Regions from separate parts of the Mus musculus genome. Here all the other regions are linked to region 1. Evidence: chromatin loops called from intact Hi-C (ENCODE). Cell type or tissue: heart. All regions are shown on one strand. Each heading gives the region's core, and the rest is flanking DNA. Links, peaks and the distances in the headings are about the cores only.

What was found. A loop is a pair of places that touch in the nucleus more often than their neighbours do. Peaks named below come from ENCODE experiments on the same cell type or tissue, not always from the same donor. Only the 100,000 strongest peaks of a DNase experiment are listed, where the experiment ranks them.
Region 2: it touches region 1 in a loop (8-fold over the local background); 38 of 42 quality-filtered maps call a loop at or near these places.
Region 3: a loop joins it to region 1, with 2.4 times the contacts of the local background. A loop is called at or near these places in 7 of 42 quality-filtered maps.
Region 4: a loop joins it to region 1, with 2.7 times the contacts of the local background. A loop is called at or near these places in 4 of 42 quality-filtered maps.
Region 5: a loop joins it to region 1, with 2.3 times the contacts of the local background. A loop is called at or near these places in 3 of 42 quality-filtered maps.

What each region holds. Positions count from the first base shown.
Region 1 is chr1:161,973,048-161,979,487 of GRCm38, reverse strand. It overlaps 4930558K02Rik (RIKEN cDNA 4930558K02 gene), which reads left to right. Exons shown (of 7, transcript NM_001204904.1): 1 at 1-2. It overlaps Pigc (phosphatidylinositol glycan anchor biosynthesis, class C), which reads right to left. Exons shown (of 2, transcript NM_001039045.1): 2 at 6,053-6,440. Among named protein-coding and RNA genes, the nearest start is that of 4930558K02Rik, 3.4 kb to the left of the region's middle. In heart, for the core only: a CTCF peak has its summit at 2,890 (motif pointing right); DNase peaks (open chromatin) are centred at 1,967, 2,477 and 2,947; H3K27ac peaks cover 1,315 bases.
Region 2 is chr1:161,744,504-161,750,943 of GRCm38, reverse strand. It overlaps the pseudogene Gm5049. Among named protein-coding and RNA genes, the nearest start is that of Gm31869, 20 kb to the left of the region's middle. In heart, for the core only: a CTCF peak has its summit at 2,619 (motif pointing left); no DNase peak of the experiment used is centred there; H3K27me3 peaks cover 705 bases.
Region 3 is chr1:162,546,148-162,552,587 of GRCm38, reverse strand. It overlaps Eef1aknmt (EEF1A lysine and N-terminal methyltransferase), which reads left to right and starts at 4,243. Exons shown (of 8, transcript NM_144877.1): 1 at 4,243-4,484; 2 at 6,061-6,440. The coding sequence starts at 4,332. In heart, for the core only: a CTCF peak has its summit at 2,558 (motif pointing left); a DNase peak (open chromatin) is centred at 4,017; H3K4me3 peaks cover 2,208 bases; H3K27ac peaks cover 1,254 bases.
Region 4 is chr1:162,661,773-162,668,212 of GRCm38, reverse strand. It overlaps a transcript of Myocos not described here. Among named protein-coding and RNA genes, the nearest start is that of Myocos, 6.8 kb to the right of the region's middle. In heart, for the core only: a CTCF peak has its summit at 2,912 (motif pointing right); a DNase peak (open chromatin) is centred at 2,902; H3K4me3 peaks cover 1,131 bases; H3K27ac peaks cover 712 bases.
Region 5 is chr1:161,396,782-161,403,221 of GRCm38, reverse strand. The region is part of intron 1 of Tnfsf4 (tumor necrosis factor (ligand) superfamily, member 4); the gene reads right to left. Among named protein-coding and RNA genes, the nearest start is that of Tnfsf4, 4.6 kb to the right of the region's middle. In heart, for the core only: a CTCF peak has its summit at 2,902 (motif pointing left); a DNase peak (open chromatin) is centred at 2,921.

The DNA of each region.
Region 1 (6,440 bases), core at 866-5,865:
AGGTAGGAAAAATTAGAACTTCTAATAGCAATAGTTCTTCTGGAGTTTCACCACTAAATAAATGTATGTCAACCTCTGGAAACATATATGCAAACACAAAAAGGATTTCAGTCCAAGCTTGGGTGAACCCATTGCTCTGGGCCTGAGTTGAGGCAGGATAGCATTAAACTATGCTAAGGCTTGTTAATGTGTCTATACTGTTAATAGTATGTAGGTGTTTCATAAGATACACTTCCTCAGCTAACTCATTAATTCTTTATTCCAACTTTCATCTTCCAATGTGGAGGCCAGGAGGCAAAGAGAAGGAACAGGTAGCAGCATATGTCTTTCCATGGCATGTCCCACGATTCCCTCCCTCCTACTATTCATCGCCTTCTAATAAGGCCATCAATTATGAACCTATCAAGGATTAGCTCAAGGTCCAATTACTTCTTCAGATTCCAGCTGACATCCAGGCATGGGATCCCCACATGAGCCTGCAGGGACACTTCTTGTTCAAACCATAACAAAGACTAGGAGGAAAACACTGCTATGTGTGTACAGACTAGGACATTTTAATGAGTGTTATAGACCCCAAGGCTCACTCCTTCTTTTCATGGCCTGAAAATAATATTGTCCTTGCCAATATGTATCTTATAACTCAACAAATAAGGATGATAGAAATAAGGATGGATGCTTGCCCAACTATAAATCCAGTTTTTAGATGAACCACACAGGGAGTTAAGATTGCTAAAAAACAGAGGCTAGGAGAGATGCTGTGTAAACATGACCACCATACTTCCAGTCCTCACAACCCAGGTAAAAAAAAAAAAGGCCAGAATCCCAGCACGAAGGAACCAGCAACAGCAATACCTCTGGATCTTGCAGGCCAGCCAGGCCAGCCAACGAGTAATCTCTAGATCGGTGAGAACCCTGCTTTAAAAGAAGGTGAGAGCCAAAAAGTGGTGGTGGCACATACCTTTAATCCCAGTGCTCAGGAAGCAGAGGAGGAGAATCTCTGAGTTCCAGGCCAGCCTGGTCTACAGAAAACCAAAACCAAAAATAAAATAAAAATGTGTGAGAGAGAAAAAGACAGCCAACATTGAGCCTTGGCCTCATACACGTGCAGCACACACACACACAGATGACTGAAAAGCAAACCAATTCTGCACTCCCTGTATTTTAACTGGAGTCTCTGTGTGGGGAAACCACCATGAACTTAGACCATTGCCCCATGAAATGCACCCAGCACCGGAAGGGCACAACCAGCTGCCTTCACACCATCCAATACACCTGCTGTTCTCACAGATGCTGAAGCCTAACACTGGAAGCCTCTGTTATGTTTCAATATCATCAATACCTTAAGATCAAACAAAAGCTAAGGCAATCAACAGGTGGCCGGCTACTGTTGGGGTAAAACCCCGCGCTGCCACTTCCATACTGTTTTTAATCAGGTTTCAGGGTACTTTAGAACAGATGCAGTTTTCAGACTCCAATAGCAACTTCAATGAAACTCATGCCTGTCAGCCATGAACAAATGCAAGGAAGTCATCATTGAGCCTTTGAAATGTGAAAGACAGACACCAAGAAGACGCCGAGGAGGGTCTGCCCCCGCACGTTTTTTTAAAAGTACCATTTTGAACTGCTGTACACTGCTGAAAGCTAATCTTTCAGGCTCTCGGGCTCAGTATTTTCTCCTGCCTGAACACCGTAGAAAGCAAGAGAGAGCAAGTTCGAGCCAAGAGACAGTTTCTTCGGTCTGCCTTTTTTTTTTTTTTTTTCTCTTTTAAACATAAAAAGAGTATTTTCAGCTATGTACACAAAGGCTGCCTGAAGCCTCAAGGATCTGTTTATTTGGTAATTTTAAAAAGAGTGGGAGGCCCACAGAGTTCTCACTCACCAGTCCAAATGTAACTTGGGCCCAGCACGAGGCCACAGGCCATCCCAGGGTGGCGAGCAGTTAGCCAGCAAGCTTGGGAAAGCAGAAACAGCTTTTAAGTGGCCCCAAGAGACTATGTCTTTTTCAGCACTGGGGAAATCAGGACTAGTATGGACAAAGAAAACCTCGGGGCAGAAAACCCCAGGCTGCTCCTGGATGCTCCGTGAAGCAAGGTGCCCACTGCTTTTCTAAGGCCCATCCTTTCTTACCTCTCCATGGGGAGGGAGGGGGGGAGAGGTTGGGAGTTGGGGGAGAAAGAGCCGAGCCAGGCCTGGGAAGGGCGCTGTGCACATGCTAGGCAGTTGGGAAACCGCTGCTTCGTGGCTTTAACTTTCGGCAATCCTCGGTTCACACACAAATACACGTGGGAGGAAAGAGGCGCTCTCATTTGATTGGTAACTGCTGCCGTTTCCCAAAGGAAACCAACATTGATGACACCTGAGATTTGAGGACCGAAAAAGAAGCCAAAAACCCTGGCCCGGCCTAAACATATCCCAGCAGACCTTCTTCTGCGGGTTCCAATGTGCCACTCCCTGCCCGCCCAGCTTGCCTACGCCCTCCCTATGGTAGAAGGAATGTGTTTCCCAGTCAGTCTTTAGCCCTTGAAGCAACTCAGCTGTCAGAAAGGCAGAGCGTTGGCCGAACCTGTCAACCCTGCCACAGAAAATTGCCTGCCTCCATTCTGCTCCTCTGTCTACTAAACTGTAAGCTGGAAACAACCTCCCTGACAGGGCTGCTATGAGAATAAAATAATGTATACTCCTGCTGATGCAAGCATCATGACTGGAACACACAACACACCGTGTGCCTCTAAGATGTGGATATTGTTCTCAATCAAGCCCCCGTTTACTATTTGCTTCCTGCATTTACGGAGACCTCAGATGTACTTGATTCACAAGTCAGGAAGCATTTCAACCCACAAATACTATTGCAAAAAGGAATAACTGTAACTTCCACAAGAGGGCACTGTGCCCCAAGCCTACTTGAAGGATTTGAAATACTCATAACTGTGTGACTGATGCCCTCTGCTGACCTGTTTACTTTTCTTGTCCTTGGGCCTTTCTTTGGCTTGGAAGGTGTAAATGATGTCTTCATGTGCGTCCTCACGCACTCTCAGCGTGGACTTTGAAACCCAGAGCTGCCCAAAAGCTTTCTGAGAAGTCCACAGTACTTACGGACTCATCCAAAGCAGCAGACACAAGCACACTTTCTGCAGGGAGTCCTCATGCCGCTACAGACACACCTGTGTCTAGCTCTCTGCTTGGGGTAACAGCCCAGGATTAGCAGTCTTTTGTCATCCCTGCAGCCCTGCCCCTCCCTGATCCTCTCCACCCAAACGCCAAAGCTGACACCTTAGTTTTTCATGGCTGGAAGGAAAAAAAAAAAAAAAATTCCCTATGATGATCAGGCTGAAGGAGGAACAACTTCCCCTGAACTCGGTTTCAGAGGGTGCAGCCGGAGGCTGGTTGGCTCTTTGGGGTGAAGCAGTGCGCCATGGCAGGGAGCCCATGGAGAAACAACACTGCTCATTTCAAGTCGCTGGGAAACAAAGAGCAGCAGGCCCAGGCCTTCAAAGGCAGACTCTCAGAGACTCCACTTCCTTCCACACCTTTAGTTCCCCAAAGGTTCTAGCACTGCCCTAAAAGATCAGGCATGTGAGTCTTTGACTGACAGGTAAGATCCAAACTATACCAGCTACCAACTCTATCTGGGCAAATAGACAAAACTGCTTCCTCCTCCTCCTCCTCCTCTTCCTCCTCCTCCTCCTCCTCTTCCTCCTCCTCCTCTCTTCCCTCCCTCCTTCTCCTCCCCTCCCTCCCCTTTTTCCTCCTCTCCTCCCTCCTCCCTCTTCTTCCTCCTCCTCCCCTTCCTCCTCCCCTCCCTTCTCTTCCTCCTCCCCCTCCTCCCTCCTCCCCTCTCCTCCCTCCTACCTCTTCTTCCTCCTCCCCTCCCTCCTCCCTCCCTCCTCTTCTCCCTCCTCCTCCCCTCCTCCTCCTCTTCCTCCTATCTTTGCTCTCACACCACCCCTCTCCAACCTTCCCTTTAATGTAGAACAAATGACAAGCAGAGCTCAAGGAGAGAAGCAAAATAGCAGAAGGGCAGTGGCTTTTTATGTAAACAAATATTTGACAGGTTGAGACATAATTAACAATACTATTGAACTTTTTTCCCCTGGTGTTTCCTCCCGAAAACAATATTTACTTTAGAAATCTGAGTTGTTAATATACTGCCCACACCATTTCTGTGTGCTCTAAAGTTGAGACTGGCTAGAGAACTGAATTGAAGTGACAAACAGTGGTCTCAGCAACTGCTGGAGCACGTCAGATGAATCTTTTCCTCTTTGTGAATTCTGACCAGTCACAAGCCAATGAGGCATAGGCGAGTCTTATCATCCAAGTAGCAACTTAGGTAAGGGCTCAGAATTTCTCAGTATTGAAAAATAAAATGTGACTTTTGGTTTCATTCTCCCTACACATTTTTAGAATCCATTTACATTGCTGGCCTATTAGATTTTTTTTCCCCGGAAAAAATGCAAAAATTCCAGGAAAATTATATTTTCATATGGTCCAGACTTAGCCTGGTGCTGCTTCGGCATTTTGTCTTCTGTAAGACATAATCTAACGAACACGTGGACAGTTGCTTTTACCCTCTGACTTTTTTTTTCAGAGTTTGAGAAAGGTTTGCTAATTCCCCTACTAGTGAACTCTATAGTAATGTAGACCTTTAGTAATATATAGGCCATGGTCACATGTCCTGAATGTTCCTTCTGGACTGAGTTCCAGTGTCTACTCCAATTTTTAGAAGGCTGCTTCCTGTCCCTTTGATTTCTATCATTTGGGTTATTCAATTTGTCATTCTGTCACCTATTTTTAATTCCTCTATTGCCTAGTTGTGAGGCAACTAAACTGAAAAAAAAAAACCACAACCAAACAAAAAATAATAGCAAATACAACACCCTGCTCTCTTCTGCTTAGACTTTCGAGGCAGCAGGCTCTGAGCAGTGTGTGGGGCTCACCCTCTGCACAAATGTAAACCTACCCCATTAGGATTATCTGTTCCACTCCCTGCACGCATTAGTTAATTCATGTGGAGTTAATAAACACACAAGTCCACTCATGCTAGAATAACTGCAGCTTTCCTGTTTTCCTACTTCCTCTTCTTTTCTCTACATCAGTGGTCCTCGGCCCTCCTGACGCTGCCACTCTTTAATACACTTCCTCCTCTGTTTGTGGTGAGCCCCCAACCATAAATTTGTGTGCCGCTACTTCATAACTGTAACCTTTGCTACTGTTTGTGAATGGGAATGTAAATATCTGATATGCAGCATTCCTGATGTGTGACCCCTGTGAAAAGGTCATTCGGCACCGAAGGGGTCATGGCCTACAGGTTGAGAACCGCTGCTCTACATGGGGTTAGCAAATTCCCTGGAAATCACTATCAAACCCGTTTGTTCCCCTGCCTACTGCCAGACTCTCCATCCAGACCCTCACTTTTCTCCAGAATTGCCACAGGCACTCTCCATGCTCAGCCTCAAAACTGCTGCCAGTCTTTAGACTTCACTTGTATATAAGGCTCTGTAATACTAACATACAGTGGCTTAGCTTATCTCTTTAAAGTCCCTGAGATTGCCATTAAGGGCAGGATCCTGTACTACAAAGCACTCAGCTCTCTGAGACCTATAATCCCCTTACCCCAAGCTTCTGTTCATCACCAGGATGCTTTAGGTCCCTGTGGACCGAACAATGGATCCACTCTGGATCCTGCTTGTGGTACTTTCTCTCCTTCAGCCCCCTTAGTATCCAAACACACTGCTGTATCTTCCCCCTCAAACTCAAGAGCATCTTACAACTCCCCATCCCCCACCACTTCCACACTGACCTTCTAGAACCACAAATACGATTGAGTACTGGGTGACTCCAGACAAAAGTGATAGAAAAGAGCTGGAGATGACAGCAGTCATAGTCATTTGCCCCACAACTCTTACGAGTGGCTCAACCTTTTGGAAAATTCTGCTCACTGGCAATGAGTTTCCTAAAGTCGACAACTGGAAACCCATTCAGATAAGGCAATGTATTAAACCGTGAAAAAATAAAAACAAACCCCACAGCTTTTCTTTTCTTTTTTTTTTTTTTTACAATACCTTTTTACATCCAACTGCCATCCGTTGATGTGAACGATGAATAATTCGTGCCAATTTGGAGACACAATGTGTACAATCCATCACAGGCAATGCCTGGATGCTTTGGGCTCCATGGGGCAGTTCTTTGTCTTTTCCCCCCCAAACCAAGTGCCCGTGGGTTTGAGAAAGCAGGGTAAGTGATCTTGGGGGACAATAACCCACTTTTTTTTTAATCATGAAACAATCTTCATCAATAACAGTAAACATAAAAAAATGGCATTAGTTGAAATTCCTCGTCAAGATTTTTATGAGAAACCAGAAAAATAAAAAGGATTACTTCACAGTATAGTAATATGCTATACTACTACCCGCTTGTTAGTTCTAATTTGAGACTACTTACAA
Region 2 (6,440 bases), core at 533-5,532, 230 kb after region 1:
CCTTTACCACGTGGACTTTGAGAGGAGAGGGAGTGGCTCTGAGTTGGCGCTGAGCAGGTGTTTTTTTTTGATGATGCAGTAGTCCCCGGATGATGGCCTCCTCGCCTTCTTGGCAAGCGTGTTGTAAACAGTGTCATTACAAGGTCATTGCCATTCTGTTTGCTTAGACTGCCTTGCTGGGCAATGTCAGTGACTAGACAATTATTTTCTGTGATGTCACCAGGGTTTCAGGAATGACTGCTGCTAAGCACAGCAGACAAGCACTAAAGTCACCTGACTCGATGTTGGGTTTTGAATTATCCTAATAGTTCACATCTGAAAACTAACAGAGCAGTTTATTCTCAGGAGCCCAAACCATTAGAGTACCATTTGGCAATTCCATGGATCTGTGGAGAAGGATGCTTAAGGGAGTTTCCATAGAAAGCAGGAGAAGTCCCAGGGGAAAGAGGTGATGCATCAACTCGCTAAAGCCAAAGGGAACTGGAAGCTTCCTGTTTTTGGAAAGATATGAAAGTAATCATTTGTGGTTTATAGTTTAGGTGTGAACCTGGCTATGCTGGTGCATGCCTGTACATTCCAGAGCCTGGGAGGTGGTGGCAGGAGAGATCCGAGTGAGAAACAAACAGCAGCAGCAACAACAACAGAAAAACCACTTTGGGATCAGATTTTTCTGGGACAAACCTTATTTTTACGATTGCTCTGACTTAAGAAATTTTCTAAACATTGATTTATTTTCATGTTAGCATATATATGTGTGTGTGTGTGTGTGTGTGTGTGTATAAAATCAGTCAAGATATCTTAGGACTCTCAGTAATGGAAACTTTAACTCCAGCTAGCTTAAAGAAAAAGTCAGCAGAATTCTGAACTACACTGAGTGAGCTTCAGGCCTTGTCTGATCCAGAATTTCCAAGGCCTCCAGTTTTTGGTTTGTTTGTTTTCTCTGGCTACACATCCTTGTTTTGGCTCTGTCATGGGGTTGCCTGGCCCCAGAGCAGTAACAGCGGTCCTGGACTGTATATCCTGACAGGTAGGGGTCTTTTCCTTCTGGTAGGAGGGAGAAGGGTCTTGTGATGACTAATTTTGTCACTTCAGCAGGATCTAGAATGACCCAGGAGACAAACCTCTGGGCATGTCTATGAGAAAGTACCTAGTTTGGGTTAGTTGAGATGGTAAGTAAGAGCTCTCTCTAAATGTTTGACGCCCTGCCCCCAATACCCTGGACTGGGGTCTGGGACTGAATACAAAATGGAACAAGAACTAAGCATGAACGTTCACTTTTATCTGGTTCCCATAAATAATATATGGCCAGCTGCCTCCTACTGCTACTTCCTGGCCTTTCTCCCAAAGACCCTCAAACTATGAGCTAAGCAAATCTTCCTTTCCTTAGGCTGTCCTTGTCAGGTGTTTTGACACAGCGGGGCATAAAGCAGTTAATACATGTGTTTCCTCTAAGAAGCCCTCAGCAAACTCATCTTTGTGTCTCAGGTCCCGATTTTGCTGTGAATCCAATTCCGAGGGCTCATCCAGCTCCTAGTCCTGGGAGTGGAGGTAAATTCACACAGACCTCCTGGCTAAGGGCTTAGTCATCAGCAGCCATCACCCAAGCCCTCGGGGTTAACATAAGGGGCTTAGCAGCGAGTGAGCCTGACTATATCAACAGTTATCTCTGTGACCTGAAGACACAGGACTCAGCACCTACCTTCTCTTAACCTTTCACCTGGAATGCCTCTACCACACCCACAGAACCAGATCCTGGCCCCAGCCCGGTACTGGATTGCTCTGGGTGATTAAATCTAGTCTTTTTCTCTCTGCTCACCAGAAGAGAACTCTGGATGAAATGGGAGCTGAAGTGTCCTTTTTGAGATCAAGTGGCTTTTTTTCTCTTTAGGCTCCCCAGGAAGCTTCGCATAAAATAGGTCATTTAATAGCGGAAGGTTTTGAAGCCAGGCAGATTTGGATTTCAGTTGTAGATCTATTTGTGGGGAAGTTGAGCTGTGCCTGGGCACTTTTGCATTGCAAAGAAATAAGTGGTGCATAATATGTACTATGTAAATATCCAGGGTGACTTAAATGACCGCAGCATAGCGCGGGTGAGGCACATGCTGAGGTGTAGGTGGCAGACAAAACAGAAGGGGGAATTGTATGAGTGATTTAATTTCTCCTGTTCGATGTCTTATAATTTGGTGTCTTATTTTTTCTTAGTTTAATAAGGAGGATATGTGTGCATGCCTTATGATGAGGAATCTCAGGGAGCAGGTCCTCCCCCTGCCCCCACCAAGCTGGTGGAGCTCAGCCTTTAGGTGGTTGTTAAAAACAGGTAAATAAGCAACCAACGTTGCTTAGATCCATCCACCCATCGAAGCATCTCTCTCTCTCTCTCTCATCTATCTATCTATCATCTATCTATCTATCTATCTATCTATCTATCTATCTATCTATCTATCTATCTATCTATCCATCTACCATACCCATCCATCCACTCATGGATCCATTCGCTCACCTGCCAACTGTCTACTCACCCGCCCATCTAGCCATCCATCACCTCGATCTCTTTTCTTCGGTTTCCTTTTTTCCTCTCCAACCCTGAATGCTCCTCTGGCTCACTGATGCTACCTAGTGGCAATTGTAGGCATTACTCAGGCTCAGTCTTTGGCGGATACCAGACCAGTTTCAAGGGTTGAGATCCCGCTTCAGGAATGGAGACTCAGAGCTGGAGGAGTTCGAGAGGAACCTGTACTGATAGCCAGTGGTTGATTTTCCTGACACTAGGAAGCTCGGTGAGAGAACCAGATTTGATTCCTGGGGCTGGAAATTTTGTAAAAGGATAATCAGTCATACCACAACACACATTGTGGGTCTGACAATCTGAGGGGAGAAGAGGTGAAGAGCAGGGATTGCTGAGCAGGTAGGTGTGACTGCCAAGTAGCTGAGCCCCCCATGTTGCTGTTGTTGAACAATTCGTTCTACCTCCCTGGCAGTGGCTGCGTGAGTTCCTCATTAGCCACCCCAATGCTCTGGATTCTCAAATGAAAGACACCCACAGACACACAGACACAGACACAGACACACACACAGACACACACACAGACACACACAGACACACACAGACACACACACACACACACCTTTTTATTTAATTTAATTAATTTATTTTGACATTGCAAAATCACTGTTTGCTCAGAAGAACTCTCAAACATCAAGGCACAAAGAACGAAGTCTCCTTGGATGATGAACAGGGTTGGTGACCTGCCTGAGGTCTGAGGCAGAGTCCCTGAGGACAGCCTGGGTGGCATTGGGAGGAGTACTGCTCCAGGAAGTTCAGGTGAAAGACCTTATGGAGCAGGGTCTTCAGTTTCTCCACGGGAGGGAGAATTGTCATTCTGAAGTGGTAAGTGCCTTCTCGCTGTCCAAAGCCACTGCCAGGCACAACACAGATGCCAGTCTCCTCCAAGAGTTTCATGTAGTAAACCAAGTCTGGAGCCATTTTATGGGACTGAGCCGCCTCCACGGCCTTGGCAGGGATGAGAATCCGAGGAAACGCATACATGGCTCTTTGCAAGGGGTCGCACTGAATCCCTGGCACTTGGTTAAACAGATCTTCTGTCAGCTTTGCTTTTTTGGCCAGATTACCAAGGACGAATTCTTTTTCTCTGCTGAATTGCTCAAAGGACTCCTCTCCTGGTACTGGTGGATTCACAACAATGTCCATAGCGACCTGTCCAGACACGGGCGGACAGAGGCGAATGGAGAGTAGCTTCACCAGCTGGCCTTCGATCTCAGGGTGCAAACTGATCACCTCCATGTAGCCCCCTCTGTAGTCACACTTGCCCACGTAGCCCTTGGAGGTGGAGTGGAAGGAGGCGAGCTCCACATTGCTGGAGTACTCATGCCCCATCTATCTGGTAAAGCACTTTCTTAAACGAGTGGAATCTGCAGTCTGGAGAGCACACGTTGTCCTGGTATAGCTCATCAGCCAGGAGAAAAAGCTTCTCTTTTCAGGCAAAGCAAATCACATCTTCTCTGCACTTTCTGCTTTGTACCTGGCTCGTGGGGTTTCCAGGGTTGATAATGCAAGAGAACTTTAGGGCCACTTTAGTGATCTTTGGCTTGCCGCAATGCCCGCCGGAGCTCGTCCACATTTAAAGCCCAGCAGTTCTCATCCAGAATGTAGTTCACCTGAACCGCGTTGAGCTCGGAGATGACCGCAGAGTACAAGGGGTACTGTGGGATGGGAATCATCTCGCCTGTCCGTGACTTGCCAGCACCGGAGACCAGGAGCTTTAGGATCGTAGAAATACCGTCGCTAGCTCCAGTAGTCAGGTAAATGTTGTCTGGGTCTGCAGGCACACCATCTCTCCCGGTGATAAAGGCTGCCATATCCTCACAGGTACAGTTAAAGCCCTGGCTAGCACTGTAAAATCCCAAGCTGTTTCCACCACAAGCCTGCAGGATCCGCCCGGCTCCTTTCTTAGCATCTTCTGGGAAGCTGGGGCTGTTTAGCAGGTTTGGGAAAGTGCAGAGTGCCATCACCTGATGGAGGAAGGTGATTGGCTGCTGGCCCATAGCATGGGCATCCCCAATGTTGGCTCGGATTACCTCAGTGAGTGTTTTATTTTATTTTATTTTATTTTATTTTATTTTTTTGATACCCTGCTGCAGCTCTATCTCGATCTCACTGGCCTTGAGCACGATGGGTCCCCGCACGCACGGCGTACTCCACCACCTTCACCCGCGGGTTCATGGACTCCAGGGTGAGGATGTGGTCTCCAGGGCTGCGCTCAGGTCGCACCCTGAGCGCCCATGAGGCTTCAGCTGCAGCGCTGCTGTGACTATGGCCCCAGGGGCCTCGCTGCACCAGCAAGGCGGCCTGCTGCATTGTGAACCTGCAGAGGTTAGCCAGTCTGTAGTCCAACTCCTCAACAATGGTCAGCAGCAGCTGTGAATGGAAGACCAAGCGTCTAGCAGTTGCTCAGTCCCACAAGACAAGCAGGCAAAGAGTGAACCTTCTTTCTTCCAGTGTCCTTATGTAGGTCTCCAGCAGAAGGTGTGGCCCAGATTAAAGGTGTGTGCCACCACACCATAATCCCAGATGACCTTGAACTCGGAGTTCTCCCTGTCTTAATCTTCTGGAATTCATAGCCACTATGCCTCAAGATCTCCAGGCCAAGATCCAGGTCAGAAACTTGTATCTTCCAGCCTCCAGAGTAGGATCGCAGGTGAGCCTTCCAGATAGAGTTGACAACCAGAAATAGCCACTACACGGAGCAAGCTTGGGACAAGACTAGGTTGAGTGTGCAATTAGTGCAAAAGTAAGCTGGAGAGATGGCTCAGCGCTTAAGAGCGCTCAGTGCTCTTCCAGAGGTCACGTGTTCATTTCCCAGCAACCACATGGTGGCTCACAACCATCTGTAACAGGATCTGATGCCCTCTTCTGGTGTGTCTGAAGGCAGCTACAGAGTACTCATATAAAATAAAAATAAATAAATAAATAATAAATAAATAAATAAATAAAAAAGATTTCCTTTAAAAAAAAAAGGAAGAAAGAAATGTAAGCTAAACAGGCTGAGCCACAAACTTCTGCAAGGAGGACCTGGTGGAGGACACAGTGGAAGACATGATGGAGGGTGTGATGTAGCTGCTCCCCTTCCCTCTACCTCAGACTCCCCATCTGCAAAATAAATCCAGTTAAACGGTCTCCCTTTCCCTTGCTGTCTTGAACATTTTGTAATTCTGGGAGTTTTGAGGCAAAACAGCCCAGAGTTTTGCACGGTCACAACAAACACATTTGTCTTGTGAAGCTTGGGATAAGCAGACACTATTCAGTGTAGGGGAGAAGCAGTATAGGGGAGACAGAAGCAGGAAATCCGGGGTGGGGCAAGGGCGGGATGAGAATATTTGCACACAACCACTTGTGAGTCACCTAGCTTTAAGCATGTCACTGTCCTCATGTGTGAAATGGAGGCAGCAGCACCTACCATGAGCAACTGAGGAGAAAGTTCTGGTGGGACTTGGCAGAACTTGGACCCTGAAGTTGCACCAAGCCCTTGTTGATCTCTCCTCAAGGGACTCCCATACACTTTGATCAAACAAATCGATTACTCATGAACGAGGAGTGGGTCAGGGAGAAAGGAAGCCAAAGATAGCTCTGAGTGCTACTTTCTCTACTAAAGTCCTACTTTAGTAAACTAGTTTGACTCCTTAAGTCCCTGCAAAGAAGTTATTTTTGTGGTATAGGAGGCGGCTGCTGTTTCTCAAACATCTTCTCTTACAAGGAAAGAGATAGTGTATTAGGGAGAGAAGCAGAGAAGTAGAGAGGTGAGCCAAGCCAGGCATTGGTGGCGCACGCCTTTAATCCCAGCACTTGGGAGACAGAGGCAGGTAAATTTCTGAATTTGAGGCCAGCCTGGTCTACAGAGTGAGTTCCAGGACAGTCAGGACTA
Region 3 (6,440 bases), core at 513-5,512, 570 kb before region 1:
CATAATGTGACTTTATGGCGTCATTTCATTGCTCAGAGGATATTATTTACAACAAGGACTAACAATTAAGCAAAGCTTTAGAATTATGTAAAGAAATATGGGCTAGTTTGTTTATTTTCCCCATGTTATTTTTTTAAATAAATGAAATTGTTAAAGTAGCTTTCTATGGAATATTGTTTGAGCTTAGAGAGAGGAGCGCAGGCATGGTTAGACCCAAGGGTTAAGCAACCAGGCCCTGTGTAATCAGGCCCTGTGTAAGCAGTTTGTTGTTTGCCACATGGTTGTTTGGCATTTTAAAAAAATACTTGTTTGATATATTTTTAGGAAAACTAGCACAATCTCTGTAGGTAATTCTGGACTTTTCAGCTGTGTTAAGGTTGTTGTTGTTGTTTTGTGTTGACTTTCAGCTAGTGGGAAACAGAAGTATGTTCTAAGGGGGGGGGGCTTCTTTTATTTCTAGTGTCCCCTTAATTTGTCCTGCCTTTCTATCCTGTCTCACACCATATCCATTTTCACTCATGACTCAATTACATTTTAAAGTAGTGGTTTACAAGGGGCAAGCCTTCAAGGATCTGACAGTAGCTCAGAGGTAACATCCGTAAAGCCTCACGTGGCAACTTGTTAGAAACAGACCTCTGGGTCTCACCACTGAACTAAAACATCAAAACTTTGGTGGTGGTGGTGGGGAGTGGGGGCTGGAGAGATGGCTCAGTGGTTAAGAGCACTGACTGCTCTTCCAGAGGTCCTAAGTTCAATTCCCAGCAAGCATATTGTGGCTCACAACCATCTATAAGGGGATCCAATGCCTTCTTCCGGTGAGTTTGAAGACAGTGACAGTATACTCATTTAAAATAAAACTTTGCTAGGGGTTGAGGGTGGGGCAATTCATCTGTGATGGTTTGTATATCTTTGATACAGTGATTGGCACTATTAGGTGTGACCCTGTTGGAGTAGGTATGTCTCTGTGGGTGTGGGATTTAAGATCCTCATCCGAGCTGCTTGGAAGCCAGTATTCTGCTAGCAGCCTTCAGATGAAGATGTAGAACTCTCAGCTCTGCCTGCACCATGCCTGCCTAGATGCTGCCATGTCCTCACCTTGATGATACTGGACTGAATCTCTGAACCTGTAAACGAGCCCCAATTAAATGTTGTTCTTTATAAGACTTGCATTGGTCAAGGTATCTGTTCACAGCAGTAAAAACCTAACTAAGACATCATCAATCTACTGAGATCCACAACTAGACAATGTGCAGAGACAGAGATTTTGGACACTGAGGTAGTTCGAACAGGAATGGCTCTCCTAGACATGTGTGCACTTGGAGCAATTCTTGATCCAAGGGGAGTGCACTATTAGGAGGTGAGTCTTTGTTGGAGTAGATGAGGCCTTGTTGGAGGAAGTGTGCCACTTTGTGGGTGGGCTTTGAGGTCTCATATACCCTAGCTATGCCCAGTATGACACACAGTCTCCTTTTGTTGCCTTCAGATCAAGATGTAGAACTCTCTGTTACATCTCCAGCACCATGTCTGCCTGTATATTTCCATGTTTCCTGCCATGATGATAAAGGATGAAACCTGTAAACTGTAAGCCAGCCCCAATTAAATATTTCTCTTTATAAGAGTTGCTGTAGTCATGGTGTCTCTTCATAGAAAATCCTAACTAACACAGACACTGAGTCCTAAATAGGATGCCTTCATCAAACCCTTCCCCTCTGTGGTCAGGGAGCTAGGCAGAAGAGAAGACAGACAGAATCTAAGGGCAGACCCCTCTTAGATGGATGATTCTAAGGAACCAGTGTCTTCCAGACATAATACAACTGATGCACATGTGAGTGACCTCCCAGAGATGGTGGCAGCATGCACAGAGCCTGCACAGGTCCAAGCCACAGGGGAGCCAACCCTGAATGGGGAAGTGGGCACTGGCATTAGTACCTAACAAGAAGTTACTTGTATTTGATAGCAGCTTGCAAATGAAAAGTTAAATTTCATTTCACACTTAAGGTTAGGCCCCATGCCCAGCAATAGATGGCTAACACAAAACAGACTCAAGGGTATTTTTGTAGACTTTTTAGTCTCATATTGCTTAGTTTGGACATGTTAGCCTTACTGGTCTTTTGCCTGTATATTATGGTTTTTAATCTTGTGGGTTTTTTTTTTTTTTTTTGGTAGAAGTAATTTTTTTAAAGAATTTATTTATTGATTGTATGTATATGAGTACACTGTCGCTGTCTTCAGATACACCAGAAGAGGGCATCGGATCCCATTAGAGATGGTTGTGAGCCACCACGTGGTTGCTGGGAATTGAACTCAGGACCTCTGGAAGAGCAGTGAATGTTCTTAACCGCTCAGCCATCTCTCCAGCCCTAATCTTGTGTTTTGATGGGTAGTTTTTCTGTTTTTTTTCTTCATTCATTTATTTATTTTTTTAATTCTGTGTGTTTTGGGCTGGAGAGATGGCTCAGAGGTTAAAAGCACTGGGTGCTCTTCCAGAGGTTCTAAGTGTTCAATTGCCAACAACCACATGGTGGCTCATAACCATTTATAATGAGATCTGGTGCCCTCTTCTGGCATGTAGGCATACATGCAGGCAAAACACTAATATTTTATTGTTTATTATTATTAGTTGTAGTGGTAGGTTTTTTGTTTTTTTTTTTTGTTTGTTTGTTTGTTTTGTTTTTTGTTTTTTGACACATGGTTTTTCTGTGTAATAAGCCCTGGCTGTCCTGGACTCGCTTTGTAGACCAGACTGACCTCGAACTTAAGAGATCCACCTGCTTCTGTTTCCCAAGTGCTGGTATTAAAGGCATGGCACCACACCTGGCATAAATAAATAAGTCTTAAAAAAATACTGTGTGTTTTATTTAGAGAGAAAGGTCACGGAGTTGAGGAGGTGGGGAAGAGCTGAGACAAGTCGGGAAAGAAGAAACCACTACCAGATTATATCATATGAAACTTTTTAAAAATAAAAACAAGTCCAATAGACGATTCTGTAATGTTTGAAGATGACTTTAAAACTTATGTCTACTCTAACTGTTCCGTGTCTGTGCTAGCACTGTGTGTATAGGCTGTGAAAAAGAATCTCTGGAAAGGAGCTGTGTCCTCAAAGGCTCATTGATTTCAACGTCAATGATGTGAAGCCGTTGAAAGGTTGCATGCAGTTCCAGAGCCAAATTTTCCTAGAACATCTTCCGGTCCTTTAGTAGTTATTTAGTACTTGGCAACATCTTTTGTGACCCTTAGGTAAGACCTTTGGAAAGTATGAAGAGACCTCTAGGTTTTCTTGTGGTTGCAATCATCTTACAATATACTCACCAATGTATTTGTAAGTGTCCCGTTTTACTACTTTCTGTGTTGTTACTATAAAAGTTCATGCAATTGCTACCTCATGGGAACATGGTATTTGAGGAAGCTAAATCTGTGTTCCTGGGCTATGGCCAGTCATATCTGGGCTCCATCTCTTATTCCTTTAACGCGAGAGCTGTTTCTTTCATCGTCTCTTCAAAACAGCTCTTCACTAGGAACTTCCTTGGGATATTTTCATAAAACGATCATTTAAAAGGATGGTATTGTTCATCAGACACATAAACTATGTCTTTACAACTGTCATCAGAATGACAATTTAAGGACTCCAATGATAAAATGAGCATCTTCATAATGAATGGTTACTGTGTTTTGAGAGGCAGGGAAGGGAGGCACTTCGGTTAAGTCTCCTGATATTCACCGTTGTTACTGTATTAATAGCAGGGCTCTGTATTTTGGAGTAGAAAAAGCAGTCATTTTCCTCTGAATTGACCAAGAACGGTGGCAAAGTGATTCCGGGAAGAGGAGATGAGCTCACATTTTCCTGAGGAAGGGGTTTCTAGCTGAGACTCCTGCTCCTGCGCAGGTCAGCTCCCGTTGCCCCTCGCGCTCTCAGCTGGGGATAGAGCGCAGCTCACAGAGGCTGCGCGCGCAGCCCCGCCCGGTTCCACGAAGCAAGCCTCTTCTGCCCGGAGTCCCGCAGGAAGTCCCGCCCGCTCCGCCTGCCCAATCACGAGACCTCTTACCCGGATATGGTTTCTAGGTTCTGAGTGTAGCTGCGGGAGTGTGTGGCTGCTGCACGTGGGGCGCGGACCGAGGGTGAAGAAAAACAAGGGGGGCGGCAGCGGCGCGTGGCCAGCTCAGTGGTTCGTCCGCGCGTCTGCTGCACAGGGCCCGGTTCGGTTGGGTTTTGCGTGCAGAACAAATCTATGGTGCCTGTAGTGGCTAAGATTCCCGCCGCTGCTGCCTCCCGGTGCTTCCCGGGGTGATCTGTCACCAGGAGCAGTGTCGAAGACGCCGCTCACGGTGGGAACATGAATCTCCTACCTAAAAGCTCCAAGGAGTTTGGCTCTGCCGACTACTGGGAGAAGTTCTTCCAGCAGCGAGGGAAGACAGCTTTCGAGTGGTATGGGACCTATCTGGAGCTGTGCGAGGTGCTGCACAAATACATAAAGCCCAAGGAAAAGGTATGGCGTGCAGCCAGTCCCTTGTGGGGACTGAAGATAGCAATCCTAAGTTTAGGAGGCAGGAGGCAGGCAGGCGTGGGGACCCCACTCAGATCTATCATTTTAGGATTCTGCCCAGCATCTTGGCTAAGTGGCAACCTTAAAGATAGCCATTTAAAAGTAAAGATTTTCAGTTAAAACTTCATCCTTAACCCGTTTTGGAATAGTGGCTTCGTCAGTAGACTGAAAGGGTGTTGTGTCACTGTGCACACGTGTGGAATAGGTAGCGTCGTGGGACTTTATTGGTGTATATGTTTATTAAGTCACTGCCGAGTGCTCATCAAATTTCAGGCTTTGTGCCCAGCCCTCAAGCTACAGGAGCAGGAAGCCACAAACACAAGTTAAATTCCAAGTTAAATAGGTGTGGACGAGTTGGAGCTTCGGTAGGGAAGGAGACTTAAGGTCTGCTATGCTCGGGCCTTTTATCTCAACAAATTCAGGCGGGTAGTTGTGCACTTATTTTTTTCAAGTGACTGTTGGAGGCCATGCATGTAGTAGGTGGTCAAATAGAGATTTAAAAGCAGGTCTGTCTGGCTCCAGGGCATATCACTTCTCATGGAACTATGCTTTGCCCTCTAGAGACGGTGACAACAGAATTTTTGAAAGATGAATGGAGGAATGTGCCACAAAGAGAAACAACAATTCGTATTTTTAAGTTTGGCTTCAAGTAGTAAATAGCATGAGATAGACTCTGGGATGGGAGCAGGCTCCAAATCCTCACAAACTAGTTTGTTGTCTGAGGAAATAGGAAGTATGAGCAGTTAGAAACAGTTCTGTCACTCAGCCTATATTTTTAACGGTTTAAAAAAACAAAAACAAAAATGAGGATGCAACTGGTGTTTTGGATTTTGTAACTTCCTACAAACTTCAAGACAAAGATTTCCTTATTTTATTATGTAGATGTGTGTTTGCCTGCCTGAGTTTCTGTGCATCATGTGAGTACAGGAAGTTTGTGGAGGCCAGAAGAGGCTACCAAATTCTCTGGAAATGGAGTTATAGGCTGTGCTAAGAACTGAACTTGGGTCCTTTGCAAGAGCAATAGTTCTAACCTACTGAACCGTCCCTCAGGCTGCACACAAGTTTTGAATAGCGCACATCACACAGCCTGTTCTCACATGACCTTTATTGTGGCATAATACTGTTTGGATTAGTGATTTTCTCCCACGTGTGTCTAGCTTTTGACATTGTAAGAAGAGGTTGTCATCTACAAGGCCTGAGAACCATGCAATCAAGTAATAGAAAAAAAAATTATCAATGCCCCCCTCCCAAAAAAAAAAAAACCCACAATATTTTAAGAATATTTACAGTTTGGTTTTGCAGGCATGACTATGCTAGACCGTGGATTGTGCACACCTGCATTGCTAGTTTCAAGATGGTGTCTAGAGTTAACTTGAGTGCTTCTTTCTACTCAGAATAGTGTCTCTGCCCCTGGAGAATATGAAGTAGCCAAAGTCTACTAATCTCTAGTCTTTGAGGTATCTGAAGCGGATTTCTTGACTTTGGTCACTTTCATTTTGTCTTTGTTTCTTCCCTCCAGGTGCTTGTGATCGGATGTGGCAACTCAGAGCTCAGTGAACAACTCTATGATGTGGGCTATCAGGATATCGTGAACATCGACATCAGCGAGGTTGTCATCAAGCAGATGAAGGAACGCAATGGCAGCCGACGGCCCCACATGAGTTTCCTGAAGATGGACATGACCCAGCTGGAGTTTCCTGACGCCACATTCCAGGTGGTGTTGGACAAGGGCACGCTGGATGCTGTCCTGACAGATGAGGAGGAGGTGACCCTGCGTCAGGTGGACAGGATGCTAGCTGAGGTTGGCCGTGTCCTGCAGGTGGGCGGTCGCTACCTCTGCATCTCCCTGGCTCAGGCTCACATCCTGAAGAAAGCAGTGGGCCACTTCTCTCGGGAGGG
Region 4 (6,440 bases), core at 623-5,622, 690 kb before region 1:
TTGAACAAATTACAAGGAGACAGTACATTTGTAAAGGGAAAAAGAAAAGGCAAAAATCATCCCTCCAGAAGTTCAAGATCTGAATCTAAATATTGAATGAGTGAAATGTCAACTCAAGAATTCAGCCTGATTTAGGAGCTGATCCATGACTACAACAAGGAGACAAGGAGTCAGTGGCTGTGGCCTAGAGAGATGTGAATGAGAAATATGTCAGATTTGGGGGGTGGGGGGGAGATTAATCATGGAAATGGAAGGCTCAGAAAATCAAGTTTAAAAGTCAGTGGATCTCCTGGCTGGGGTAGTGTATGCCTTTAATCCCAGCATTTCTGAGGCAGAGGCAAATGGATCAAAAGTCTAAGGCTGGCCTGTTCTACAAAGTTAGTTCTAGGACAGCCAGAGGTATACACAGAGAAACCCTGTCTCTAAAACAAAAACCCTCAATGGATCAAGTAGGAGAAGGACACGGGTAAAGTGTCATTGTGCTAGCAATAAAGGAAAATTATAACTGCAACTTTCAAGACCATGACTGAGAGAGATCAAGCCTGAGTCTTTGGTATAGAAGAAAAACGTATTCAGCGAAATAGTAGCAGAAAATCCCTCAAATCTAGGAAAAGATGAATACTAAGAGGCATTAAAACCCCAAATAGGGACCAATGAGATGGCTCAACAGTTAACACTGGCTACTCTTCCAGAGATCCTGAGTTCAATTCCCAGCAACCACATGGCGGCTTACAAACATCTATAAAGGGATAAGATGCCTTCTTCTGACATGTAGATATACATGCAGATAGAGCACTCTTACATTTAAAAGTATATATAGACTAGGGGGCTGGAGAGATGTCTCAGTGTTTAAGAGTACTGTCTGCTCTTTGAGAGGTCCTGAGTTCCCAGCAACCACATGGTGGCTCACAACCATCTGTAATGGGATCTTCTGGCATGCAGGCATATATGCAGATAGAGCCTCATATATAAAATAAAAAAATAAATAAAATCTTTTAAAAATAGACTAAAGAAATAGACTCTCCTTGTCACACAATTAAAATTCTGTTGTAGCTCTGATAATAGAATGCTGCAAAGAGAAGCAATAAGCTAAAAAGGCAAATTCACTAGAATTACATGAGTGGAAACCCTAAAAGTCAAGGACATGTAGAATAATTGATTTTAAGCTCTAAGAATAAATAGCTGACAAACTTATTCAACAAAGGTATCTTGGAGTCTTTAGAAAATAAGGAAATTCCAAGAGAAAGACAAATTAAAGCAGCCCTTGACACTAAAACAGCATACAGGAGAGGCACTTGCTGGAAACCTATGCACAGAGGAGGAATTCGCGCTCAGAAAGGAAAGATCTCATGAGAAGAATAGCCATAAGAATTAGAAAATAATCAAACAACAAATTGGTAAAGCCAGTATTTTAGTCAGGGTTCTTTAAATGAACAGAACTAAGAAAATGAATAAGTAAATATATATTCATGTATGTGGGATTTATTAGACTGGCTCACAGGGTGTGTCACCATGCAAAGGCTAAGAATTTCATAGGTGTTCAGCCTACAGGCAGGACATCTCAGCCATCCCAATCTGGCTTTGGAGTCCTGGAGGAGTTCTGAAGAGCTCCTGTCTTCAGTGTGTTCTGGAATCCTGAAGCTGGGTTTACTACTGGCAGCACCCACATAGACGAACTTGCCAGCGAGGATGGGGGCAAGCACAGTCTGGATGGACTCCATGACTTTAACAGGAAAACATGAAGTTGGGAGGTGGGTTGGGTCTGGGAGGAGATGGGGGGAGTAGTAGAGATGAATAGGATTTTTAAAAAATGTACATGTGTATGAAATTCTCAAAAAAATAATAAAAATGTTTTAACCAAGAGTTGATCTTTGAAATGGTGAACAATATTAGTAAACTCTTAACTAAATAAATAAAAGTCATCAATACAATTAAGAAATAAACATAAAAGACATCAGGATAAGAGGGGAGGAAAGGAGACTATTTAAAAGAGCTTCAGAAACCCACAGCAAGGAAGAAGGAGAAGAAAGGAGGAGGAGGAGGAGGAGGAGGAGAAGCTGCTGTTGTTGAAAACTTGAGAGAAACATGAGAGAGATGTACCAGAGAGAAGAAAGTGAACAGAACACAGCCCCAGCCAGCAGGCTCCCAGAATGCAGGAAGGGAACAGAAATCTCATTTAAAGGGTAAGCCGCTCAGCCTTGTGCAGTTCACCAGAGAGGCCATAGCTCTAAATCCTCCTCAAACACAGTTGCAGAGTGCTCTGACTGGCAGAATAATCAACAGTGGAAAGTTCTTGCTCCAAAGGCTGTGGCCAGGGGTCAGCTTGAAAGACAGCCTATTGCTTCGAATTGAGCTATCCTAAGGACTTGAGACCAGAGAACAGTCTGCGTGAGACAGCTCGGGAAACAGCTGGGGGTGAGGGGTGCTGGGCAATGACAAAGTGGGGAAGTAGAAGTCATAGGAAGTTAATCCATTTCTGCAAGCGCAATGTCTAGGTCCCACCCTCAGTGCCTGGGATAAGACCTCATCCACTGAGAAAACTGCAGACTGATCATCCAGAGCCTGACGTTAGCCCGTGGATCAGCAACTGGCGCCAGAGAACTCCGAAGCGGGTCATGTGACATCCTTAGGCACATCCCTCTAGAAGGGTTAATTCGTGCTTGGTGGGTTTTGAAACTACAAAGAAAAGTGTGTCCATCCATATTTTGGTACTGTAATTGTTTCTCACCCTCCCCCTCACCCTCCCCCTCCCCCTCCCCTCCCCCTCTCCTCCCTCTCCCTCTCCCTCTCCCTCTCCCAAACCCCCAGGTGAAATGTTAGCTACTGCTTGTGCCCTACAGAGGAAATCTACAGGAGGAAAGGGAGGCCCAGCCCAGACCATACGCTGCAAAGCTGTGTGACCAGCAGAGGTCAGTAGTACATAAAGAAGGGAAGCTACTAAGGGCGAAGCCTGTCGAGGCCTCTGTTGATTATGTGTTTACCCAATATAGGCGAACGACAGCATGAATACCAAATTCAACTGACCCTCTTCCCCGCCCCACCACCATCACCTTGAATACAGAAGTAATCCCGACGTTTCATCTGTTATTCTTTTTGTCCCTTGAGTTTAAGATTTATTTTTATTTCATGTGCATACAAGCTTGCCTGCATGTATGTATGTGAATATTGTGTCCGCCTGGTGCCCCAAGAGATCCTGGAACTGGAGTTACAAGCAGTGTGCGGCTTTATGGGTTCTGGGAACCAAACATTGATCCCCTGGCAAAAGCAGCAAGAGCTTTAATCACTGAACACCCCTCTCTCTGTCTCTGTCTCTCTGTCTGTCTGTCTCTGTCTGTGTCTGTCTGTCTCTCTCTCTCTCTCTCTCTCTCTCTCTGTGTGTGTGTGTGTGTGTGTGTGTGTGTGTGTGTGTGTGTGTGTGTGTGTGTGTTTGAGGAAGGATTTCTCTGTGTAGCCCTAGCTGTCCTGGAACTTGCTAAGTAGACTTGTGTGGCTTCCAACTCAAAGATCCACCTGCCTCTACCTCCTCAGAGCAGGGATTAAAAGTGTGCACTACCAACCTGGTGTGAACCGTCTCTTAAGCACCCTGTTATCATCATCATCATCGCCGCCACCGCCACCATAATATTTTAAAGACTCTTATGTTTTCTTTCTATTCATCTTTATACATTTGTCTACTCGTTAGTAGGCAAACGTTTAGTTGTTGTTGTTTGGGGGGGGGGCTTTTTGGCCTTCTGTTTTCACACTTTCCCTTTATGCTTTTAGTACTATTACAGTCTTGCCCCACTCTAGGCTTTTAAAACTTTGTGGGTTTTTCCCCCCTTCTTACATTCATGTAATTGGGGTTATGGACTTCTCTCATTATTGGGGATTTTACATTCTTTTTTGATGTCTTGAGCTTTTTCCTCTCCTTCAGAGCTTTCTGTTCTGTCTCTTCTCACATGTTTGCTTCATTTCTTTCCCCTCTCCCTGCCAGGCTCCTTTATGTTGTCCATGTGTGCTTCCATGTCATGTACACTTTGACGTTGTTGCTTTTGAAGCCAGTTGATTCCTCTATTCTGCTGCGGGAGGTTTACCCCTCAAGAGTAGAGCAGGCTACTCCGTAAGAAAAATACACAAAGAAAATTGGAGGGGATAACCAGACCAACAAGGAGGAGGAAGGGAAGGAGGGGAGAGAGGGAGAGAGAGGAGGAGGAGGAGGAGGAGGAGGAGGAGGAGGAGGAGGAGAAGAAGAAGAAGAAGAAGAAGAAGAAGAAGAACAAGAACAAGAACAAGAACAAGAACAAGAAGAACAAGAAGAACAAGAACAAGAAGAAGAACAAGAAGAAGAACAAGAAGAACAAGAACAAGAAGAACAAGAAGAAGAAGAACAAGAAGAAGAACAAGAGGAAGAAGAAGAAGAACAAGAAGAACAAGAAGAAGAAGAACAAGAAGAAGAACAAGAAGAACAAGAACAAGAAGAACAAGAACAAGAAGAACAAGAAGAACAAGAACAAGAAGAAGAGGAGGAGGAGGAGGAGGAGGAGGAGGAGGAAGGAAGGAAGGAAGGAAGGATGGATAGATAGATAGTGTGGCTGGAGAGATGATCCAATGGTTAAGAGCACTGACTGCTCTTCCAGAGGCCCTGAGTTCAATTCCCAGGAACCACAGAATGACTCACAACCACCTGTAATGAGATCTGATGCCCTCTTATGGAGTGTCTGAGGACAGCTACAGTGTAGTCATATATATATATGGGTACTGACATCTCCAATACACTGGGGTGTTCCACTCAAACTAGGCTTCACCAATAGCCTCTCATAGGCTCTCTTTATGGTGACAAGCCTCAAATCCTTTGCATGACCCCTTCAGTCCTGGGCCATCAACTACAGCTGAGGCTATACCTTCACCAGTGGCCTTCCATGACCTCTCAAAGTGCCAAGCCTCAGCTGTTCTTCATGACACCTTCATGCCTTCAAAACCAGTACCACCTGGGTGATTCGTACACATTACCAAGTCCAGCTGCACCACGAGGTACAACCTTGGCTATCTCTGGAACACAGCTTCTTTGTGCTCCCAGAAAACAATTCCCAGAAGATTTTACCTCGGTGATGCTGGCCTCTTCATAATCACTGCTAATTCCTTAGCTCCAGCTAACCAGCATCAATTGTCCCAGTAGTTCCTTCCATTCTTAACTCTAGAGCCAGAGCCACATGGCTGAAGCTGCCGAGTTCTGCTGCTTACAGGAACTAGAGCATGATCCCCTTGTACTATTACATTATCACTGGCTTTATGTTTTCCAAATCCTTCACTGCCTAAGCTTGGCTATCCTGGTTCTTGCCCTGTAGATTGACCTTGAATGCAGAGATCAGCATGCCTGTCTCCTGGGGATTAAAGGTGTGTACCACCATGCCTGAATCTAAATTCAGCTGGGTAGGATCTTGCCCCAAGGTCCCACTCCCTTAATCTGTTATTTCCTAGGACACAGGATTTTGCTCCATTTCACTTCCTGGTATGCCTTTAATACTCAGACCATATATTTTATATTTTGCCTTTCTAAGCTTGTTCAAACTTCTCCTTGTGAGATTTAACCAGAGAACAGTCTCTGCTGGGCTTTTTTTGAAACTTCCTTTGTCAATGCAATTAATGCAATTAATCCAAGTCTCTTCACCTTAGCCTCAGGCAGACTTTTCAGACAAGAGCAAAAAGTAGCCACATTCTTCACCAAAATACCACAAAAACAGTCTTTATGCCACATACTGAAATGCTTCTCCTTTGAAATCTCTTGGGCCAGGTCAACACAGTTCAAATTACTCCCATAAACAAAGTCTTCCATATTCCTACTAGGATGACCCATTAAGCCCCATTCAAAGCATTCCACTGAGTTCCAAATCCAAAGTCCAAAAATCCACATTCTTTCAAATAAAAGCATGGTCAGGCCCATCACAGCAATACCCCACTCCCAGTACCAACTTCTGTATTGGGTTTTACTGCTGTGAACAGACACCATGACCAAGGCAAGTCTTATAAAAAACAACATTTAATTGGGGCTGGCTTACAGGTTCAGAGGTTCAGTCCATTATCATCAAGGTGGGAGCATGGCAGTATCCAGGCAGGCATGGCACAGGCAGAACTGAGAGTTCTATGTCTTCATCCAAAGGCTGCTAGTGGAAGACTGACTTCCAGGCAACTAGGGTGAGGATCTTATGCCCACACCCTCAGTGACATACCCATTCCACCAGGTCACACCTATTCCAACAAGGCCACACCTCCAGATGATGCCACTCCCTGGTCCAAGGATATACAAACCATCACTATATATATATAAATATATATATATATATATATATATATATATATATATATATACACACACATATATCTTTTAAAAAATCTTTTAAAAAATGAATAGTAACCTTAAAGTGGATACAAACAAGCAGATGAATGAAGTCAGACATCAACCC
Region 5 (6,440 bases), core at 583-5,582, 580 kb after region 1:
ACACAACATAGCATCTCATTAACTACTTGAATTGGTGTCTAATAGAACTGAAAAGACTTAAACAATTATATAGTCCAGTCTCCTTCCTGTTTAAAAAGAAAAAGAGGAGGAGAAAGAGGAGGACTGGAAAAATGGATGCAGATCAGCTTCTCTCTCTATCAGAGCATGTCAGGCAGGCAATGGTGTGTTTTCTGAAAGGATCCTGTAAGGTATTATGTAATTGTTAAAGCTGCATTAACCATGTTATGCACGTTTTGTGTACGTAGCTGTTAAGTCTTTCTTCTGTGACAGAGCATAAATCCTCCAATCTTTCTTCAAAGGCAAGTAATGTCAGATAGAAAAGTATAGTTTTAAATCAGCCAGGAGCATTCTTAAAAGTTCAGAGATCACGGACAAGTGTCACGGACAAGTGTCACAGAAAGAGGCAAGATTGGGATTTTGACCTTCATCCCAGCCCTGATCTCTCTGTGCAAACCTTGACAAGCCACTTGCTTCAGATTTCCCAAGCATTTAATAGCACAACCATATCATTTCTACCTACCTCCAAGGACACAGTAAAGAAGAAAAGCCAGCAGTAGGGGAAAAAATAGGCCAAATTGAGGGACATTGTCACAAGTGACAGCACTCAACACCCTCTCCCCGTGTCCACTCTGATCTCAAGAACTCTGATTTTCCCAGTCTTTATTGTACCTCACACGGTAATATCTTCAGGAGTCTTAGAATCTGCAAGCATGAAGTACCTAACACACAAATAATTCTGAATACCTTATTGCTAAACTGTAAGACACGTTTTGCAATTTATTTTACAGTGCTGAAGGGCATTATTTCCCTCCCATGCTGACTATATTGATGTTTCTTTTTCATTTATAATATTAACCTAAAATTTATAATATCAGGAACCTTGTCTGACTACTTATCCTGGATTCCAGGCTCATGTTGTTGCTGTCTGCAGGGAAGCCTAGCCTTCAGTGTACATCACTTAAACTTACCAGAGCCCTCAATTTCCCACCAACACAATGTTATACTTGGTAATGAGGGCTTTGATCCATAAGGCGTATTAAACAGTATGGAAATAATTAAAGTGGGGGGTCTCTATTTCTATATTTGTTAGTCCATGGAAAGACTTTAAAATGTTATCAAAGTCAAATAAATACATACAAATTAACCCACCTATGAGCCATTTCAGAATAAAGGCTCTCCTAAGAAGAAATCAGTGACTCGGGTTACATATGTTTCCAATAGTGTGAGTCGGAACCCATGCTTCTCATAGATATGATTTTCTGCTGTCTGACGGCCAAGTCTCTGGAGAAGTGGAAGATGTGACTAAAGGTCAATAGAAATAGCCTGTTCTGTGTATTTTAATCCTGTAACTTTAATAGTTTTAAAAATATTAACTTATTTGTTCATTTAAAGGAATGTGTCTGCCTGAGTTGTGTGCATGTGCCTACAGAGGCCAGAGGAAGGTGTCAGATCCCTTGAAACCTGAATTACAGTGACTGAGAGCCCACTTGATATGGGTGGGAACCAAATGAGGTCCTCAATATGGTGATAAGCACTCTTATCCACTAAGCCATCTCTCCAACCCTGAATTCTAGATTTTTTTCGAACCATTTTAACCAGACATTGAACCTAATAACACTTCATGACTTCATAAAGTCTCCCCTTCTGTCTTCTTTTATTCTCTACTATAGCATAAACAACTCTTAATTAGAAACCTGTGTTTTTAAAAAATTAGAAATAGAACTATTTTTAGGTGGATTATTTTAATTCCCAAATTTCCAATATAGAAATCAGGTCTATGAAGCCATAGACCTTACATATTATGCCTGCTGAGTTAAGAGGTATAGTTGATTGTCAGCATTGGTGCACACACACACACACACACACACACACAACAAAGTAAAAGTGATGCCTCTGTGTGGTTATGAAAATATGCCCATGAATAGCAATAATAACTTTAGCTTTTACAAAACTCAGTACTCACGTTTGTGAACCTCCCAAACAAGTTCCAACTTCAAAAATCCAACACACAGTGAATTTGCTCGGGAACACGAAGCTAATAGCCTAAGAACAGCTGGACTTCTGGTTCCTGGTTCCCTGTGTATTTGTACCTTAATGCCTGGCCCCAAAGTCTAAGATGATTTTCTGTATTTCTATATAATGAAGTATTTTCACTCCTTTATTTGAAAAGTATCAAAACCAGCCAAGCATGGGATGTTAGAGATTCCAATTTCACAGTAATTCTTCTGTTTATCTCACCAGTGACTATAGAGAGGGAAGCATGCTGTATGTTGTCATTGTGTTTTCACGTGTTAACTCATAACACTCCCCATGGCTCCTTTGACTCACATGATCACAAAGGATTAATGCTCATTTTCCAGGAACACAAAACCCATGAAGTGGGAAGAAAATGGCATGTTCTTGGACAGTGTAGGGCACAGAGGTAATTGTCACCAAAAGGAAAGGAATAATCAAGGCAGGGTTGCTAGCCCCTTGGCAAGACTGGGTCTGCTCAGTGCTAATAGCTGGGAGCAACACTCAACAGAGATAAATAGGGAGATCATATCCATAGGTCAGGTGTATATTTGTGTTTATATATATATTTGTATGTAATGTTTTTAAACATAATTCCATCCACAGTATGCTATCCTATCATAAAGACTCCAGTCAGAATATACATATACCTAAGTTTCATTTAGAAAATACCATTACTGTGTGAAGAAGATTAATATTGCCAAATAGTGCTCGTCCTCATCTGTGGAAATGAGCACTTGGTTCCCAATGAGAAATTGATTTCCTTTTAGATCAAAAGAGGTTACTAAATGAATTCAGTTAAGGAGAATGTGGGCAAGCTGCCTTGAGACATAAGAGGACGGTTAGTTTTACAGTGGTGCCCCCTAGCGCCAGGTGAAATTAGGTTGACTTCTGTACTGCCCATCTTTAGATCCCATGCAAAAACGGAAAATGTGGAGAAGCATCCTTGTTGGTAACTGCTGCCTTTGGCATAGAATAGAATAAATCAAGTTTCCCAGAATGGTTCACAAGATCTTTTGCCATTCGCGCCTGCCTAGATCTTCAGCTTCATCTCCTACCCCTACCCCCTTCTCTCTGAACGCTCAGTTTCAACCATGTTGGATGATTTGCTATTCTGCCTACCCATCCCCATCCCTCCTGTCTGTGGAGGGAATTCCACTCTCAACTTTAACATCAGCTGAATATCATATCTCTTCCATCAGCCCCTTGACTCTCCACGCATATGCTCAGACATCTTAACCCCTTCTCCCTCCGTTCCTCTTTCCACTGTCCCCTGAGAACCCCCACACATATCTGTCATCTTTTTGCCTCATCTCAATTCTTGACCATTAATTTAAAGAGTTTTTTTTAAAGAAACCTCCAGTGCAGTTTTTATTCTGAAGCTTCAAACAATACCCTATACAAAAGAAGCATTCAGGACTGATGTAAGGTTGCTTTAACTGATAAGATCGAGTGCAAAAGTCAAAATCACCCGGTTAATTAAGTAGGTAGGTGATCATGAGCAGTTTACCTACCATCTTTGGGTTTTTGTTTTCTCATAAAATACTGTAGCTGATATCTGCTCAGCAGCCTAGGGTCTCTGGAACATTTCATTCACATCCACCATCAGAGCCTCCAGATCCTTCACGATGAATTAGTCCAACAGTCCAAGTGTTCCTTTTTTAAATCTCAAAGACTTGCTCAGAGAAAGTAAATTCTACTCAAATTTGAAGTTATTTTATGTATATGATTGAATAATTAATAAAAAAGATGTGGTAGATCACATGTAGATGTTTAATTGTAAACCAAGATTCAAGGCAAATTTCTCTTTCTTTCTTTTGTCTGTCTGTCTGTCTGTTTGTTTTTTGAGACAGGGTTTCTCTGTGTAGCCCTGGCTGTCCTGGAACTCATTCTGTAGACCAGGCTGGCCTTGAACTCAGAAATTCACCTGCCTCTGCCTCCCGAGTGCTGGGATTAAACGCGTGCGCCACCACTGCCTGGCCAAATTCCTCTTTCCAGTATTTAACAATGACAACAACAACAAAAGTTGGAGTTTTATAATACAAAACATCACCAAGAGACTGAATTCTAACTCTTGACACAGACCACTTCTGCTTTTCCTAACAGAAACAAGAGACAAGAAGTTAGGGTTTGCTAAGGAAAAAGTCCTTAACTATACAAGGTCATGGTCAAGGTGACATGAAGCTTGGAAGACTTCGACAGCACGGGGACACACACATATAACTTACAGCTGGGGAGATAGCTCAGATGATAAAGTATTTGTGTAGAAAATATGATACCCTAAAATGAGCTCCCAGGACCCTCTTTAAGATGCCAGACATAAGAGTGTGTGCTTGGGACCCTGGTCCTGTGAAGGCAGAGACTGGGGGATCTCTGGGTCTCAATCACCAGACAGTCTAGCCTCATTGGTGCACCCTAGACCAACGAGCAATGTCATCTTAAAGAGAGGGTGATGCATTGCTGAGGATGACATTAGAGGTTGCTCTCAGGCCTCCACACACAATTGCAAATACACATGCAGCCATGTACACAAAAGCAAGTTCCTACACATAAACATATGCACACCCACAAACGCCACATTCAAAATAATAAAAACAAAGAGCTCCTTCTCACCTCCTAGACCAACTTCCCCTCTGCCTACTGCTTCCCAGTTAAAGTCCCAGGAAAGACTAGAAGCCTGGCACTTTACAGGGTACCCCAGGGTAATGTCTGATGCACATGAGGCGGCAGCAGCAGCAGCAGCAGAATTCCATTTTATAATTCGAACCAGTGATATTCTAAAGTGTTTGTGTCTTTCCTCGTTCTTTTTCTTTAAGATTTATTTATTTTATGTATATGAGTGCACACTGTAGCTGTCTTTAGACACTCAAGAAGAGGGCATCAGATCCCATTACAGATGGTTGTGAGCCACCATGTGGTTGCTGGGAATTGAACTCAGGACCTCTGGAAGAGCAGTCAGTGCTCCTAACTGCTGAGCCATCTCTCCAGCCCCGTCTCTTCCTCATTCTAAGCAAGCTACTTCATGAACTACAAGGAGAACAAATTAGGTATTCAAAGAATACTCATGAAAATATGATTCTTCCAGGCCAGTCTTAAGAGCCAAGAAATCTGCACCTATAGGCACAAAAATCTGCTAACGTACATTTCTGTTCCTTCACACACACACACCCCCAAGCCTGTTCTTTTAGATGGCATGCTCATTAGCTAATGAGCAGAAAGAGCTGTCCATTTCCTACAACCCATCCCCTGTTACTGATGAGAAAACCAAGTCCCAAAGAAACACATAAACTGCAGAAGATGTGGGTACAGGCTGTCTTTGGGTGGGGGAGTGGGGGAGGGGCAAACTGCAAAAACAAAGCTGTTTCTCCCGTATGTCAATAAAATCTAACTCGGTCATTATTGTTGCTACGTAAACTTCAAAGGAAAATGTGACTGCCTGGTAGAGTTTAGAAGCTGGAACCTTGAATGTAGGAAATCAAGGCTAAAAAAGTAAAGCAAAGAAATAAGGAGAAAGGAAAGTAATGAGATTCTCTTCAAAATAGTTTCCCTACAAAAGAAAAACCTCGCTGGGTATAGGCCTTATAAGCATGGCAGTTCACTTCCCCTGACACCTCACTTCAACATATGTCTCCCAGGACAGGTCTCCTTGCATCAACCTCACCACCTGGTCCACCCCCAACCATAACGCCAAACATTCATGTTTTAAAGGTTACCAGTTCCTTTGTCAAAGAAAGTGTCTTCCTCCTTCTGGTCTTGTCTCTATCCATTCAATTTGACCAAGTTCCAGGGAAAAAATACATACTGCCTATTATCGACCCCCCTTAATACGTCAGATTAAATATACTCGTCCATTGCACTGCCCAGGTCTGAGAACAATGTAAAACTTTGACTTAGACAAGCTCCCAAATCTTCTCTATCAAGAGCAACCAGGTTGCTTATTTCATGAGGAATCAGTGTCCAATTCATATCTCCTGCTTTTGATTCCATTTCGAGCCAAGACCACAGAAAACAAATTCCCTCATAGACTGCTCTTACCTCAAAGACCTGAGTGCCTTTGGCTTTGGCTTTACTTCCCACATCTGCCGCAGTTTCTGGATGACTTGAAGAAAGGACCCGAATTCTTACCATGCCTGGGGGAGAATGTCCACGGAGGTCCCAGACACCAGCGGCTCACCCCGTGTTTCACTTTTTGCTCTCTCCTGCCCCTGCCTGATACTCTATGTGCCTTGTTACCCTAGACTGGGGTCTTAGGTCCTTCTCATCCCACCGAGTGAGGAAACACACGGCCCTGTGGTTGTTTGAAAAGTCTCAAGACTCCCAGACCTATCCAAGGCTCGCAGCTGGTCTATTTTTGGTTACTCTGTTTGCTTTCTTTAAAAAGCCTGATTCCGGTCTGTGTCTTAGAC